2 separate regions of the Homo sapiens genome follow, and region 1 is linked to region 2. The links are chromatin contacts, found by Hi-C in ENCODE. All regions are on one chromosome and are shown on one strand. The core of a region is the stretch at or near the end of the contact, and the rest is flanking DNA. Distances in the headings are between cores, read along the strand shown.

Region 1 (3,485 bases), core at 568-3,067, 190 kb before region 2:
ATAACGTCCCTATCAGCTAAGGCCGAATTTGGGAAGGGGGCCCACCTGGCTTGGGGTGCCTGCCTTCCACACTTCTCCCCACCTGCCCAGTGCTCAGGGCCCACCTCCCAGCAAGCTTGGGCAGTGGAGGAGGGGGATGGGGCGTTGGGGTAAGGGGCCAGCTTGGCCCTGTGGCTGGGCTGAGACGCCCCTTCCTCGGGCTTCTACAGTCTGTGCACTCAGGGCAGCCTGTGAACCACGAAATCAAGTTTGGGCAGTGCAGGGTGCCCCACCCTCCACCTTCTCAGCTCCTGGGGCCCTGAGGGCAGCTGCTCTGACGGTGGCCTGTGGTAAAGGCTACAGCCGACCTGGCGGCCCTCACGGGGACAGGGACCCACGCACTCACGCACTCCCCTGAGAACAAAGCCGGGAGAAGCAGCCCCTTCCTCAGATCTGGGGGGCTGGGGCTGCCGGATGGGGGGAGAGACAATGGTTGGCCTGTCCACTGCGCAGCCCCTGCTGGGAGCCTCAGGACTGCGGCATCCGCAGGGACCCCCTCCAGTTGCGCAGGCAGAGCCTCTTCCACGCCCCCCAACAGTAGGCTCCAGGAGGCAGATGACCCAGGCAGGGGGAGGGCCTGGTGGCTTTCATCGCCTTCCCCCACCCCAGCCACACCCAGGAGCAGCGGGGAGGAAGTCGGGAAAATCCTGCAGGGGCCTGGCAAAGTGCCCTGGCCGCTGTGGAGGAGACTGGGCCGGCGGGGGAGCCCAGCTGTAGCCCGCACCGGCCAGTCTGAAAGAAGCTGCCACCTTCTCCACCTCCGTGGAGGGAAATGAGTGGATTTCTGGTCCCAGGAGATGGTTTTGGGGGTACACGGGCGCCGGCTCTGGGTCCCCCGAGCCCCTACTAGGAGAAGATGGTGGGGGTCCCAGCGTACCTACCCCGGGGGCTCCCAGAAGCACCTGAAGGAGAAACCAGGGAAACTTCCCCTCCCCGGGGTGGGGAGCCCCGGTTCCCGCAGGAGCGCGATGGGGCACCGGCCCTGCCCCCAAGCACACGAGGCCCGGTGACGGCCCCGCCCACCTCTCTGCTCCTGCACGCCCCCCCCCCGCACCACTGCGGCACCCCCCACCTGGCTCCCGGGGTTGGGAGCTCAGGCTGTGCGCCCCTTTTTCTCTCCTGACCAACCCCTCTCGCCCCGGGAAAGGCCTCTGGGGAGGGGAACAAGCGGATCCCAGGCCCAGCCCCCGCTCCCCGCCCGGGCAAAGGCCCCCCCTCCCCAGGCCCCTCTCCTTCTCGGCCGGTAGGGAGGGCGCGCGGCAGCCGCAGTCCGTGGGCGAGGTGCACTTGTCTCCGCGAGGAGGGAGGCGGCGGCGGGCGGAGGACGGCGGCGGCGCAGCAACTTTCCCCGGCGCCCGCGAGTTTCCCGGGACCCGGCGACCCCCCCTCCCGGGGCTTGGCGGTCGCCAAGGGAGCCGGAGCGGGGGCTGCGGAGCGACCGGGGCTGGTTCCCACGGCCTGGGGCGGGGGTCCCGGCGGGGCGGCAGGCGTCGCGAGGGGAGGCCGGGGTCCGGGTGGGCGCACCTTGCAGGAGTACGTGTGCTGCACCGGGTCCACGTTGAGGATCTCCTCCACCGTCCCGGTGAGCACCACGTTCGCCTCCTCCTCGCGCCGCTCCAGCGCGCGCTCCGGGCATGTCCCGCCGGCTCCGGGCAGGACGCACGCGGCCACCACAAGGAGCGGCAGCAGCGGCCGCAGCGGGCCCGGGTGGGACCGGCCGGCCATGGCGCAGGCGAGAGGCGGCGGAGGAGCGCGCGGGCCGCGCCGGGGACGGGACTGGACAGGACGGGACGCAGCTCCGGAGGCGGCGGAGCGCGGGCGGGCGGGCGGGGGGGGGCGGGGCCAGGGCGGCGCCCCTCCCCCTCTCTCCTCCCCGCCCCCCTACCCCCTCCCCGCGCCCTCCTCCTCCCCCTCCTCCTTCCTTCCCCCTCCCGCCCCCTCCCTCCTCCCTCCCCCGGCCCGCCCGGAGGCCGGCGACCCGCGCCGCCGCGAACAAAGCCCCGGGACGCAGCGCCCGGCGCGGCCGTGGGGCGGGAAAGGGGCGGCCCGGGAGGGGGCGGGGAGAGGAGAGTGGGGGGCGGGTCTGGATCCCGCAGGCGCCCCTCCCCCGCCGCGGCCCCCCGGAAGTGCGGCTGCACCCGAGTTAATGCCTAATCTGGAGGAGACGTGACGGGACTGCCGAGGGGCTCCGGGCGGCGCGGAGCCGGGCGGCAGGGCTCGAAGGCCGCCGGGAGGGGCCCCAGACCCGGCCCCGATCCCGCTCCGCAGGCCGCGCCCCTCCCCCGCGGGGCCGGACACCGAGGCTCGGCCGGGCCGGACCCCCCGGGAGCTGCGGCGCGGAGGCGGGTCCCGGTGCCGGGGCGGGCGCTGATTGGCCAGCACGGGGCGCGGCCCCGCCCCTCCCGGCCCCGCCCCCCCAGGCCCCGCCGCGGGGAGGTTCGCGCCCCCTTCCGTCCCGCGGCTGCAAGCGCGGGTCCCGCCACGCCCCTTCCCAGCTCTGGGCCGGGCGCCTCTGCAGCTTGGCCTGGCTGGGTGCAGGGGGAAACTGAGGGCTGGAGGACCCAAGTGGGAGCCTGGCCTAGCTGAAGATTGAAAGGAGGGAGCGGAGGCCCCCTTTGTCCCTTCAGAACTGTGTCTAGGCTGGGCGTGGTGACTCACGCCTGTCATCCCAGCACTCTGGGAGGCGGAGGCAGCAAGATCTCTTGACACCGGGTGTTCGAGACTAGCCTGGGCAAAATAGCAAGACCCCATCTCTCAAAAAAATTAAAAATTAGCTGGATGGGCCGGGCGCAGTGGCTCACGCCTGTAATCCCAGCACTTTGGGAGGCTGAGGCAGGTGGATCACGGGAGGTCAGGAGTTCGAGACCAGCCTGGCCAACATGGTGAAACCCCGTCTCTACTAAAAATACAAAAATTGGCCGGTGTGGTGGCAGGCGCCTGTAGTCCTAGCTACTTGGGAGGCTGAGGCAGGAGAATCGCTTGAACCCAGGAGGCGGAGGTTGCAGTGAGCTGAGATGGTGCTGAGAGGTGACAGCGTGCTGGCAGTCCTCACAGCCCTCTCTCGGTCTTCACGCCTCCTCTGCCTGGGCTCCCACTTTGGTGGCACTTGAGGAGCCCTTCAGCCCACCGCTGCACTGTGGGAGCCCCTTTCTGGGCTGGCCAAGGCGGGAGCCGGCTCCCTCAGCTTGCAGGGAGGTGTGGAGGGAGAGGCATGAGCGGGAACCGGGGCTGCGCGCGGCTCTTGCGGGCCAGCTGGAGTTCCGAGTGGGCGTGGGCTTGGTGGGCCCCGCACTTGGAGCAGCCGGCCGGCCCTGCCGGCCCGGAGCAATGAGGGGCTTAGCACCCGGGCCAGCGGCTGCGGAGGGTGTAGTGGGTCCCCCAGCAGTGCCAGCCCACTGGCGCTGCACTCGATTACTCGCCAGGCCTTAGCTGCCTTCCGGCGGGGC
Region 2 (3,668 bases), core at 1,166-3,665:
AAAGAAAAAAGAAGTGTATCGCTTGAGGATGGGGGACGAGATTGCGATTGAGCTTCTCTAGAACAACATAGGAGGCAAGCGGAAAATGAAACAGTGTTTTCAAAATTCAGAGAGAGCTTTAAATCCAAAATATATTCTATAACCAGAGAAACTGTTAGTCAAGTAAAATGTGAAGAGAAATCCTTATTTCCTATACACTCATTCTCCTGGAGGAATTAAACAAACAAACAAAAAAGTGTGATCCAGGAAACAGCACTGCAGTGCAGGTGAGAGGTGAAAAGAGTGTTCGGGATTAAGGTGAAGACGGAGCTCAGATGCTGCACACCTGTACTGCATGCCCATATAATACACCTACACAGCACACCTGCACAATATACCTGCATACCACCCCTATACAGCACACCTGTACAATACACCTGCATGGCACACCTACATAATATACCCCCACAATACACTTTCACAGCACACATGCATAATACACCTGCATAGAACACCAGCACAGTACACCCACACAGCACACCACTCAGCATTCTTAGTTTAAAAATAAGTTTTACTTTAAAGGTAATAGTACACACATAAATTGATGTTAAAATCGACAGTAACAAAGAGAAGTAACAATACTAATAGCCTGTCACAAACTGATTCTTAATAACCTATATAAACAAACATTAAGCCCGGGCGCCGGGTGGCTCATGCCTGTTATCCCAGCACTTTGGGAAGCCGAGGCAGGCAGATCACTTGAGGCCAGGAGTTCCAGACCAGCCTGACCAACATGGTGAAGCCCAGTCTCTACCAAAAATACAAAAAATTAGCCGGGTATATTGGCACGCACCTGTAATCCCAGCTACTTGGGAGGCTGAGGCAGGAGAATCCTTGAACCCAGGAAGCAGAGGTCGCAGTGAGCCGAGATCATGCCATTGTGACAGGAGAGAAACTGTTTCAAAAAAAAATTATATGTTTACAACAGGTGCATTCCTCCTCTTGCTTTCTGAGGACGCCCTGCTATGTAGCTGAGTAGTTGCTAATAAACTATCTTAACTTCACTATACTCTGTGACTTGCCAAAAGGTCTTTCCCATGTGAAATCCAAAAACCTGTTCTTGGGGTCTAGGACAAGACCCATTTTATAATGACAAAACTATACAAATTCTAGAGGAAAACATGGAAAGAAAGCTATGTGACCTTGGGTTTGGCCATGAGTTTTAACACGACACTATCAGAGGCATTTGAACCCCTCCTCTATATGAACTCCAGGGTGGTTTATGTTCCACTGGCTAAGAGAAAGTTTTCTTCAAAAATGTGACATGATTTGAGGTCAAACATTAATATCAAGTAAACTCAAAAGATTGAGAAGCTAGCATTAGTTCTGGGAAAACCAGAAGTGTGCCTTTTTTTGGAAATAATCATTGGTAGCACAAACTTAAGAATCTCCAAAGGAAATAAAAATGAGTTATTAACTTACAGTTTTCACCAATTAAGATATAAATGAAGCTAATGAAATCCGGAAATACAATTTCACTGTTTTTAATGTTCATTTAAAAAAAAAAATCCTTATCAAATAGCCCCAGTAAGTCACCAATTAAGTCTTTACTACTTAAAAGCAAAATCCACCTATGTCCTGAACACTATCCACTTTACAAGCCTCATTATATGTACTGGAGACAAAATTCAGAAATAAATAAATATATATGTACATATATACAAATATATTTCAAATTAAAAAATACTTTTAGAGAGTGGTATGTATTACATTTAGAAATTAATAACGAAGTAAATTATGGGATGTCATCCACGCCTGTCCCAAAGGTACCGAATTTATAAATCATCTCAGGTGCGGAGCAGGACAGGTTGAAAATAGGAATGACATGAACCCGCGCGGAACAGCTGCCGGCGCGGTGTCCAGGGCGGCACCCCGCCCGGTCCCGGCCCCTCCAGCCCTGGGCCCGACCCCTACTACGCCTCTGCCTCGACGCGAACGCGGAGCCCGAGCGCGCGTCACGCCGTGTGGGGCCGAAGAGGCTGCTACCCAGAGGCGGAGTGCGGGCTCGCGAGGGTCCCCACCCGACTCTCGCTCCCGCCAGCACCTACGGACTCGCGTCCCCGCCGCGCGCCGACTCGGGAGCAGCACCGCCCCCGGCACAGGAGCCTCACGCGCCTCTTACCTAACAGGAAGTTGGGTGGAAGCAGCGCGGACCCACGGCGCACCGAACGCACTCCAACAGAACCCGACGCAGACACGCGCTTTCAACCGGCGGAGACACTGGCAGGGCCAGAAACGCGCGCAGCGGGGGCGGGAGGTCGGTAAGCTCCCCGCCCCTGCCCGAGACCCCGCCCCGGCCCGGCCCGGCCCCGCCTTTTTCTCTGCCTCCCCTCCCTGCACGTACGCGCCCCGCCCCTCGCGCGACGTTTTTTGTTGACCCGGAAACGGATTATCCGGAGCCAAGGTCCGCTCGGGTGAGTGCCCTCCGCTTTTTGTGGCCAAACCCAGCCACGCAGTCCCCTCCCTGCGGCGTCCTCCACACCCGGGGTCTGCTGGTCTCCGCGGATGTCACAGGCTCGGCAACCGCCCTCCTGTCGGCGGGGAGTCCCGCGACGCCCGGAAATGCTCCGAAGCCTGTCGCTCAGCTGCCAGATCTGCGTCTGTGTCCGGTTCCGTCACTGAGGTCGCCCCTGTCCGGCCCTTCCACCCTAGTTCTCTTCACCGTCCGCCCATCCTATCGCGCGCGGCCTCAGGTCCCCATTCGGCATGTGGCTTGTCTTCCATCGTCCCCACCCTCGCCCCTCTTGGCCCCTCAGGGCAGCCCTGGGATTCGGCAGACGCCAGTCCTCCCTGAGATGCTTCCCCGTCCTTCCCTCCGCCAGGCCCTACGTCTCCGCAAACCCCACGCTTCGGGGTGGCCGCCTCAGACAGGACCCTGAGTCCGAGACTGGGGTAGGGGACCTGCCCGATCCTGTAACAACCCTCGTGCTTCTGCACAATCGCCTCCCACTAGCGGTGACTGTTGGGTGTCTACCTTCCCGGTGTCCCACTGAGAAGCGGGCTCCTCCTTGGCAGGGGCTTCTTCATTGCCTCGCTGTGGATGTCGAGGTGGGGCAGGAGAGTGAGGAGAAAACAGAGAGGAGGGAGGTAGAGCCAACGAGCGAGAAAAGGGGAGGGAAGTTTAGATGGGAAGTGGATGGGTCTGAGGAATTTGAACAAACACCGACAGTGAAGGAGAGTGACCTGAGCAAGCAGTAGTGGGGTAAATGGAAATAGACAAAATGGGAATCAGCAGAGATATGGAGGACAGAATACAATGAGGAGGCCTTGACCGTCAGTAGCAGAGAGGGCAGCAGAAGCCTAATTCCCAAATTCCTTAGTGGTTTTCTGATTTCCAAATTAGTTTCCCTTTTAAATTTATTGTGTCAGGTTCAGCTTATGAGGCCTCAATACTTTTCAGTCTTAATTGTATATTGAAAATACTTTTTGTTTACTAAATGCTTTTTACATTAATTCAGTGTGCACTCCGTAAGGATATTGATGATTTGAGTTAGTTTAGTATTCAACAGCTTCCTCTATTCCTTTGTATGATCTCTGTATTTAATGGCTGTGGCATAAAGTTTCCAACTAAGTATAAGTATCAAGTTTTCTTTGTGATGTTTTCTGCAAATATTGAAGGATGACCTGGA

The links. Hi-C counts contacts between places; a loop is a spot of excess contacts on that map. Pooled maps may share reads with other maps.
Region 1: a loop to region 2 is called in a pooled map, with 11 times the contacts of the local background. The contact joins the promoter of AGRN here to the promoter of LINC00115 in region 2. A Hi-C loop is called at or near these places in 3 of 50 pooled maps.

Annotation. Positions count from the first base shown.
Region 1 is chr1:1,018,452-1,021,936 of GRCh38, reverse strand. It overlaps AGRN (agrin), which reads right to left and starts at 1,817. Exons shown (of 36, transcript NM_198576.4): 1 at 1,564-1,817. The coding sequence starts at 1,764. RefSeq lists an enhancer at 1-545 and a silencer at 2,054-2,503.
Region 2 is chr1:826,269-829,936 of GRCh38, reverse strand. LINC00115 (long intergenic non-protein coding RNA 115) reads left to right here and starts at 2,415. Exons shown (of 1, transcript NR_024321.1): 1 at 2,415-3,668. LINC01128 (long intergenic non-protein coding RNA 1128) reads right to left here and starts at 2,346. Exons shown (of 4, transcript NR_047524.1): 1 at 2,162-2,346; 2 at 833-934. RefSeq lists a silencer at 2,123-2,352 and an enhancer at 2,393-2,722.